Linked DNA regions of Homo sapiens: region 2 is linked to region 1. Evidence: read pairs that join two places in POLR2A ChIA-PET (ENCODE). Cell type or tissue: GM12878. All regions are shown on one strand.

What was found. ChIA-PET counts read pairs that join two places held together with the same protein. Peaks named below come from ENCODE experiments on the same cell type or tissue, not always from the same donor. Only the 100,000 strongest peaks of a DNase experiment are listed, where the experiment ranks them.
Region 2: POLR2A ChIA-PET joins it to region 1 with 10 read pairs; 5 of 35 experiments call an interaction of 5 or more read pairs at or near these places.

Annotation. Positions count from the first base shown.
Region 1 is chr20:43,734,514-43,739,513 of GRCh38, forward strand. All of the region lies in intron 1 of LOC101927200 (a long non-coding RNA gene), which reads left to right. Among named protein-coding and RNA genes, the nearest start is that of GTSF1L, 10 kb to the left of the region's middle. In GM12878, no CTCF peak of the experiment used is centred here; a DNase peak (open chromatin) is centred at 2,328.
Region 2 is chr20:43,854,589-43,859,588 of GRCh38, forward strand. No RefSeq gene overlaps it. Among named protein-coding and RNA genes, the nearest start is that of LINC01728, 38 kb to the right of the region's middle. In GM12878, no CTCF peak of the experiment used is centred here; no DNase peak of the experiment used is centred here.

The DNA of each region.
Region 1 (5,000 bases):
GGGAATCTCAGTGGACATCAGCACAGATCCAAGAAGGCCTAAGGAAAAGCCAACCATGAACCTTTGCTTCACTCAGTGTCTCCCAGGTGCAGCCTTTTCTCTTTAGCACCTGTTGCTACCTCTACCAGCTAGTTTCCTGTGGAACTAGTTGAGAAAACTCTGTTTTAAGGTTTTCTCGTATTTCTTGGGGAGTAACTATTTGTTAAGGGTCATCAGTACTCATTTCTCAGGTATAACCTCACTCTGCCTCACCAAGGCTAGAGTGCAGTGGTGCAATCTCGGCTCACTACAGCCTCTGCCTCCCGGGTTCAAGCGATTCTCCTTCCTCACCCTCCCGAGTAACTGGGTTTACAGGTGCCCACCACCATACCCAGCTAATTTTTGTATTTTTAGTAGAGATGGGGTTTCACCATGTTGGCCAGGCTGGTCTCGAACTCCTGACCTCAGGTGATCCACCTGCCTTGGCCTCCCAAAGTGCTGGGATTCCAAGCATGACACTGTGCCTGGCCAAACTCTTCCTTTTTTTTTGAGACAGAGTCTTGCCCTGTCGCCCGGGCTGGAGTGCAATGGCTTGATCTCAGCTCACTGCAACCTCTGCCTCCCGGGTTCAAGTGATTCACCTGCCTCAGCTTCCCGAGTACCTGAGATTACAGGCATGCACCATCATGCCCAGCTAATTTTTTGTATCATTAGTAGAGATGGGGTTTCACCATGTTAGCCAGGCTGGTCTCAAACTCCTGACCTTGTGATCTGCCCGCTTTGGCTTCCCAAAGTGCTGGGATTACAGGCATAAGCCACCGTGCCCGGCCAACTTCCTCCTTTTTTTAAAAAATTAGAGACGGGGGTCTTGCTTAGTCACCTAGGTTAGAGTGCAGTGGTGCAACCGTATCTCACTGTAGCCTGGAACTCCTGGGCTCAACCAATCCTCCTGCCACCACACCTGGCTAAGATTTTAAAATTTGTTTTAGAGACAAGGTCTCACATGTTGCCCAGGCTAGTCTTGAACTCTTGGCTTCTGCCTTAGCCTCTTGAGTAGCTGGGATTACAGGCATGAGCCACAGTGCCCAGTTGACCTCTTCCTTTTCATCTCTGGGCCTATCTGTGAGTGCTGAGCTGCTTCTCTGCTGGAGTGGAGTGTGTCCGTGTGGCTTCTGTCTGATGCTGAGGCTGTCTCAGTTCAGGCTGGATTCTCTGTCCTTTTGCTCTTGGAGACTTGGTTATCGAGGGACCCAACCAAGGAGTGAAGCTGTGTAGTGACTTTACTGATGCGCCCAAGGGTTTTTCTCTTTGTTGTAGCAGCCCAAAGTTAGCTGGACCTCAGGAACAACCCACACCTCATTCCAACATCAGCGCAGGAGGGCGTGAGATGTGGCCACAGCCTGTGGCACCATGGGATGGGCCAGCCCTCCTGCCCCTTCAGCAGGGGCAACATCAGCGCTGAGCTTTAGTCCTCAGTGATACCTGGTGGCATTTGCTTCTCTGCCACCTGCTGCTTTGAGCTTTTCAGTTTTGTGGAGTTCTACTGGTATTATGCTAGAGTTCTTCCAGAAGTAGACCCTAAGATGAGATTTCAGATATAAGTAGTTCATTCGGGAAGTGCAGGTAAGGCTGTGGAGAAAGAGTAAGGAAGATACATTTATAGATGTACTCACATACCAATATTTAAAACTAATAAGAGTCAAAAATTATAACAATTTTTTGTATTTTCTTTTCTTTTCTTTTTTTCTTTTTTTTTTTTTGAGACAGAGTTCTACTCTTGTTGCCCAGGTTGGAGTGCAATGGCGTGATCTCGGCTCACTGCAACCTCCACCTCCCAGGTTCCAGCGATTCTCCTGCCTCAGCCTCCCGAGTAGTTGGGATTACAGGCATGTGCCACCACACCTGGCTACTTTTTTGTATTTTTAGTAGAGACGGGGTTTCTCCATGTTGGTCAGGCTGGTCTCAAACTCCCAACCTCAGGTGATCCGATCCCCTCGGCCTCCCAAAGTGTTGGGATTACAGGCGTGAGCCACTGCACCCAGCCTTTTTTTGTATTTTCTAAAGTTTTAATGGGCATATTTTTCTGTAACAAGAAAAATCAAGCAAAAATTATATTTAGAAAAGCATGGAAACTAGTAAAGACTTTCAAAGGTCAAAGTGTGAAAAATCCCCCACGTGATTCAGCTGTCTACTTCAGTGGGCATCTGAGGCCTTTAGGGGAAACTGTGGGAAGTGATACAAAACACTCAACTCAGAACTACCCCACCCAAGGGGTGGGGGAGCTGGGGCATTTACACCCCAACCCTCAAGAGAGTCATTTGTTAAAAGCTATTTCTGGGGTTGTGAGATAGGAGGTGAGACTTGACTCCAGAGGTGGGGCTCAAACACTGGTCTAGATTGAGGACTAGCTAAAACAGGGCTGGGGTGAAGGCAGCTTTCAATCTGACACAGCCACCAGTGTGTTAAGTCAGTTTACTGTTGCCATGGCAACACCCAGGGTTACCACCCCTTTTCAAAGCAATGACCTCAAAGTTACCACCCTTTCCTTAGAAATTTCTGCATAAACTGCCCCTTTATCTGCATGCAATTAAAACTATGTGTAAATACGATTGCAAAAGTGCCCTGAGCAGCTACTCTCTGCCAATGGGGTAGCCCTGCTGTGCAGGAACAGTCACAGAGCTATAACACCGTCTTTTCAATAAAGCTGTTTTCTTTTACCTCTGGCCCTTGAATTCTTTCCTGGGCAAAGCCAAGAACCCTTGTGGACTGAGCTCCACTTTGGGGCTTGCCTGCCCTGCATCATAAGGTCTTTGGCAGTTCCATCCTGTCAGGCATGGGCAGTTCTGGGAGCAAGAGCCTCATTTCTAGTTGCAGAGGCTGGAAGTGGAAGCTGGCCAGAGCACACTGAAAAGTCACAGGGATACAGGTGGGGTGCAGGCCACTTGTGCCATGGGTCCCTCCAACTTAGAGATTCATGTCTTCTTACTTGGTGACTTACGGGGTAGTCAGTCCCACAAATGCTTAAACAGCCAGCATTTTAAAAAAAGCATCCATTTGTAGCATCTGCCAATTTCCATGTTGTCAATATTCCCACCATGGCCAATTTCAAGCTACCAGTGGTTTAACAGCAGTCAACAGGCGAGGAAAACAGGTAAAGTAACACTCCTCGAGATAGACCTGTAGCAAGTGACAGAGTTGGGGGTGCAGCCCAAGCCTGCCAAACTAAAATACTCTTGCGCCCTTTTTTTTTTTTTTTTTTTTTGAGATGGAGTCTTGCTCTGTCACCTAGGCTGGAGTGCAGTGGCAAGATCTCAGCTCACTGCAACCTCTGCCTCCCGGGTTCAAGTGATTCAGCAGCATGAAAACAGACTAATACAGCCATGTTGGTCTGGCTGGTCTCCAACTGCCAACCTCAGGTGATCTCCCCATCTCAGCCTCCCAAAGTGCTGGGATTATAGGCATGAACCATCGCACCCGGCTTACTCTTGCACTTTTCGTGACATCAGGTTCAGGTGAGCTCAGGCGTTTACGGTGTTGACCTTGTGGGTCAAAGATCTCTGGTGGGAAGACAGACAGACATCCTTCTGATCAGGATACAGTGAGTGCAAGGATGAGGGGACAGCTGGCTGCTGTCTTTCAGATAAAGACTGAGCTGGCCTGGAGGATAAGCAGGAACCAACAGGCTGTAGGAAGGGTGTTCCTGGCAGGTGGACCAGCATGAGCAAAGCACCGAGGCAGTAAGAGCGGCTGGGCTGGGGACTATATATGAGATGTCCCCTACAAAGTGGGCTGGCAGGGGAGGGGTGGAAATGCACATGGAGTTCAGACCTGAGGGCATCCTTGCTGGGTGCTGAAGTGACGGGTTGCTGAGGAAGGCTTCAAGTAAGGAAGTGATGTGGACAGGTTTCCATCTTATTTTCTGTCTCTGGGGCCTGTGGTTTTAAGAGCAGCAAGAAAGGCAGGGGGCCTGGTTAGGGGGCTAAGGAGGCAGAGATTAGCCTGGAGTGGTGGCTCATGCCTATAATCCCAGCACTTTGGAAGGGTAAGGTGGGTGGATCACTTGAGCCCAGGAGTTTGAGACTAGCCTGGGCAACATAGTAAGCCTCCGTCTCTACAAAAAATGAAAAAATTAGCCAGGTGTGGTGGTACACGCCTGTGGTCCCACCTACTATGGAGGCCGAGGTGGGAGAATTGCTTGAGCCCAGGAGGTTGAGGCTGCAGTGAGCTGTGATTGTGCTACTACACTGCAGCCTGGGCAATAGAACTAGAACTTGTCTCAAAAAATAAAAATAAATAAAAATAAAAAAGCAGAGATTAGAGAAATCTGCCCAGAGAGGTGGTTTATAGAAGCCCACCCACACAAAGCCATGGTCTAAGCACAGCTGGACTGTACAGGAACCCAAGCACACAGCAACCACCATTCTCAAGCACAACAGGAGGATCCCCTCTGAAAGACCAGGGCAGGAGAACACATCCCAGACAGAGGACAGGACCCCCTGCCAGCCCTTGCCAGCCCCTCCCGGCCCCTCTCCCCTGGTGAGGGCCACACTGCTGCAGAGGGTAAGGAGAATTGGATTCAAAACCTAATAGACTGGTGGCTTTGAACAAACCAGTGCCCCTCCAGTGCAGGCTTCTCATCTGTAAACTGAAGACTGACTAGAAGATCGTATTAAACACTGCCGTGCTCAGGGCAATCTTTTCCTAGACTACGCATTTAGCAAAAGTGAAGCTGATTGAATTGAGAAGTAAATTCTAGCCCTATTGTTTCAGCTATCCTGGTCTTTCAGCCTTGTGGAAATGTGAGTGAGTCGGTGTGGGCCAATTCCACCAGACACAGCACTGGGCCGGTTCCTCACTCTGCGGGGTCCGCCTTATGTTCCAGTTCACCTCAAGGGCTTCTAGCATGTGTCTGGCCTCCTCGCTGGTTTACATGTGAATATAGATTTTCCTGTGTTTTTCCTTTGACCATTTTAGCAAGCATTTGGCAGGGAGCAGTTAAATGGATCCCAGAGTCAGTCATC
Region 2 (5,000 bases), 120 kb after region 1:
TTGAACTCCTTAATCATCAACAAGGTTGAGTATCTTTTCTTGTTGTTTCTTATTTGAATGGCTTGTTCATTTATTTTGCCCATTTTTCTACTATGTTGAGCTATTCTCTTCTTGATATGAGAGTTCTTTGTACTGTAGAGATGTTGGATCTTGGTTCCTTGCAACCAATTATCTTTTGATTTTGCTTATGGTATATGTTACCATTTAACATTTTTATGTAATAAAATAAGACTTCTTATTTAGGGTTTTATATTCCCCAAGTTTTATATAGATATATTTTTCCTACCATTTTAAACATTCAGAAAATATATACCTCGCTCATCTCTCTGGAATATATTTTGGTATTTGAAGGAAGTTTGGAATTTTTTTTTCCTCCCAAATGTGTAGCCATTTATCTCAACATCTTTTTTTTTTTCGGATGAAGTCTCACTTTGTCACCCAAGCTGGAGTGTAGTGGCGGAATCTCGCCTCACTGCAACCTCCACCTCCAGGGTTCAAGTGATTCTCCTGCCTCAGCCTCGTGAGTAGCTGGGATTACAAGCACCCACCACCATGCCCAGCTAATTTTTGTATTTTTAGTAAAGATGGAGTTTTACCACGTTGGCCCCACTGGTCTTGAACTCCTGACCTCAAGTGATTCACCCACCTCAGCCTCCCAAAATTTTGGGATTACAGGCGTGAGCCACTGCGCCCAGCCCCTATATATTTTATTGTATAATCCATAAACTTCTGACTAATTTGAACTCTGCCTTTATTACAAATTAAACTTTGGTATACACTTGGGTGTAATTTGGATTATCCATTCTGTTTCCCTCATTTGTCTGTTTCTTTAGGCAACACAATATGTTATTGATTACTGTAGTTTTATAATACTACAGTAATTTTTAAATATCTGGTAAGGAAAATCCCCCTTTAATGTTCTTTTTAAAGGATTTTTACAGCATTATACATTTATTTTTGGGGGCAGAATTTAGAATTATTTTTTGTTAAAATCCGAAAAAGTGTTTTTGATATTTTAATTTGGATTGCATTAAATTTTAGACTATTTTGAGGAGAATATATATTTTTATGGTGTTAGATCTACATACAAGGTACCTATCAGTATTCATGCAGTCTTTTCTTATATGTTAAGTTTCTAAGCCGTGCTTTACATTTCTCTGCATTACAGGCTCTGCACGTTTCCTATTATGTTCATCCCTAAGAATTTTCTGGGTTTTTTTTTTTTTTTTTTTTTGCTATTGGGAAATGAATCTTTTATTCCATCATATTTTCTAACTAGCTGTTACTTATATATGTCAGAGTATAGAGGGAGGAAGTAGTCTCTGGTGGTTAAACACATGGGCTTTGGAATAGGACCACCTGGGTTTTCATCCTGGCTCTGATATTCAAAGCTGTGTGAATGCAGCCTGGTGACGTCACCTCTCTGAGCCTATGTCCTCATTTTTACCATAAGGATAAAAATAATACCTATTTCATGGAAATGTTCATGTTACATAGTAAGTCCTTAACAAATATTAGCTATTATTTAAAATTTTTGTAATAAGCCATTTTAGTGAGCTATTCTATTGTATATATATTTTCTAACTTATTATATTGTTATTCCTGTATTATCATATTATATTGAATTATTATTTTATTTCTAATGGTTTATCAGTTGACTCTCTTAGATTTTTGGGAAGGTGATTATATAATATATAAATATTTTGCTGCCTTCTTTCCAAAAGTTATATCTTATTTTATTTTTTCTGTAGAGATGAGGTGTCGCTATGTTGGCCAGGCTGATCTTGAACTCCTGGCTTCAAGAGATCATCCTGCCTCGGCTTCCTAAAGTGCTGGGATTACAGGTATGAGCCACTATGCCTGGCCCCTCTTATATTATTTTCTTATTTACTTGTGGATGCCCTGATTCTGTTTTATCAGAAGAAATGCTCCTATGGCTGAAGTTTTGAGTAAGATGTTAGTTATTGGAGACATAAATATGTCTCCATACAGTAGTTATCTATAGATAGCTAAATACCCAGATATTTAGCTTACAAAAGTTACAAAATTATTTTTAACTTCATTATAAATTGATATTTCATTTTAGCTAATACCTTTTGGGAGGGCATGAAGGAGATGACTTTGTCATTTTTCTATTTTAACCCATTGATATGGTAAATCATATCTATAGATTTCCTAATATTGAACCATCCTTGTAGTCTTGGTGCAAACCCCTGCTTGGACATATTATGGTAGTTATATGATGTACTGTTGTAAGTGATTCATTAATATTTTATTTAATGTTTGGGATCAATTTGCTTTTTTCTTGTTGTTTTCAGCTTTTAGTGCTACTTTTATGCCTGCTTTATTTAAAATTCAAAAAAATTCTTCTTTCTAAATGCATTGGAACACTATTTTTATTCCTTAATTATATTTTTAAAATTGTATTTTACCATACAGTAAAATTGACTTTATTTGGAGAGTGTACAGTTCTATGAGTTTTGACAGATATATATATATAATCAGCACATATCAAGGCATAGGACAATTCCATCATTACATAAAGCTCTCTTGTGGTTGCTAACCAGCAGGGAAGGCAGAGGAGGAAGGGAGGGAAGAGGAGTAAGAGGAAGAAGAAGAAAGAAAGATGGAGGGAGGGAGAGAAAGGGAAAAAGAGAAAGAGAAAGAAAGGAAGGGAGGAAAGGGGGAAAAAGGGAGGAAGGGAAGGAGGGGGAGGAAAAAAGGGAAAGAGAGGTGAAGGGAAGGAGAGAAAAGTGTGAGAGAGGGAGGAGGGAGGAAGGGAAGGCTGAAGCAGGGAGGAAGGAGAGGAGAGAGAGGGAGAGGGAAAGGGAGAAGGGGAGAGAAGATGATGATGATCAGAAGGAACTTGTGGAACAGAATCAAACATTCCTCAGGGGTTCCCAGAATTGTTTTTATGGGGAACCTAGCAGAAGGATGGATTATGGTTGGGAAGGCTAAGAGTCATAGTAATTTGGATCTTAAAATTACTTTCTGGTCAAAGACTGTTGAAACCTGAGAACATATTGGTGAATGTTTGTTTGGAAGTAACTGTTGAAGCCTATTAATTTTCTTCTGAATACAGCTTTAACTGTTTCAGTTTATTTGTCCTTTCAGCCAGGAGTTGTTGGTGGGGAGAAAATGTCTGAATTTTTATTTTTTGGTTTGCCTTTACTATTAATTTATGCTTCTATTGCATGAAGTTCAGAGCTTGTGAACTGTACTATATCTACTATACAAATCTAAAAGATATGTACTATATCTTTTAGATTTTTTTAGGTTTCCTTTGTAGCCTAGCACATGTCAAATATTCCACTGGCATGTGAAGAAAAGGAATATTCTCTGTTTTCTGTGGACAGAGTTTAACATATTATATATACACATATTTGATCAATGTCATTAATTATATTATTTAAATTATTTATAGCTTTAATTATTTCTGAGAGGAGGGAGTTAAAGTTTTCTATTCTTGTGTTTCTCCTGATTTCACATTGTATTTATCTAAGAGTTTTTGCTTCATGTCTTTTGATGTTACATTATCTGGAATGATGTCATTGACAATCATTCTCATTGTGTTTTACATCCTTTATCAGCATGGGTAATGCTTTGTCTCATTTGATAATTTTTTTGGTTTCATTTCAACTTTGTTGATATTAGTGTCATGAATCCTAATTTCTTTTAGTTCATATTTGCCCGGCAGGTTCCCAAAAATCATTTCTTTAAAATTCCTTCCCAATCCTTTCCTTTTCTCTCACTCCCTCCTGCCCCCATCTTAACTATCCAGTTACTGATATAGTTTATCACATGTTTTTACTTTCTAAAAAGAGATATATTTATCTCTCTTCCTTGATTTCTTAGCTCAAGATACAAAACAATGTATAATAGTGTATAGTGAGTCTCTACCATAAAAAATTACAAGATCTGTGGATTCATACTTCCTCCTTATTTCAACTTTGTTATGATCTGAGATTTTTATCACAGGCCATTGTAGGTATTCCATTTTAATTGTTTATTTTTACATAATATAGATTTTCTTTGAGGAGTTATAATTTTGACTTAAAATTAAATTTCACAGTTTTTGAGGCTTGATTTTATATTTAAAAGGATCCAAGATTCACTTTTTTTTCCCCCCGAGATAGGGTCTCACTCTGTCGCCCAGGCTGGAGTGCATTCTTGCAGTCATGGCTCACTGCAGCCTCCACTTCTGTGGCTTAAGTGGTCCTCCCATCTCAGCCTCCTGAGTAGCTGATGGTACAGGCATGCGCCACCACACCCAGCTAATTTTTAAATTTTTTGTGGAAACTGAGTTTCTCTATATTGCCTAGGCTGGTCTTGAACTCCTGGGCTCAAGTGATCCTCCCACCTCAGCCTCCCCGAGTGCTGAGATTACAGATATGAACCACTGTGCTGGGCCCAAGATTCACTTCTTAACCTCTTCTTTACCCTTCCTTCAATAGCTTTCCTATTCCTGACTTCTTTATTTTGAATTATCTTTTGGTTTTCTGGGTTTTATTATTTTCTTTTTCTTTTTCTTTTTTTTTTGAGATGGAGTTTTGCTCTTGTTGCCCAGGGTGGAGTGCAATGGCGTGATCTTGGCTAACCGCAATCTCTGCCTCCTGGGTTCAAGCAATTTTCCTGCCTCAGCCTCCCGAGTAGCTGGGATTATAGACATGCACCTCCATGCCTGGCTGATTTTGTATTTTTAGTAGAGACGGGGTTTCTCCATGTTGGTCAGGCTGGTCTTGAACTCCCAACCTCAGGTGATCCACCTGCCTCATCCTCCCAAAGTGCTGGGATTACAGGTGTGAGCCACCTTGCCCGGTCTGGGTTTTATTATTGAAAAGCATTTTTTAAAAGAAATGTTGATGAATCCTACAGTCCCTGAATTTAGGTACTTCTATGCACACAAGGAAGATTATGTGAGATGATGGATATGTTAACAATTTGCTTGACTGTAGCAGTTATTCCATTGTGTATATGTACATCAAAACATTTTATTATAC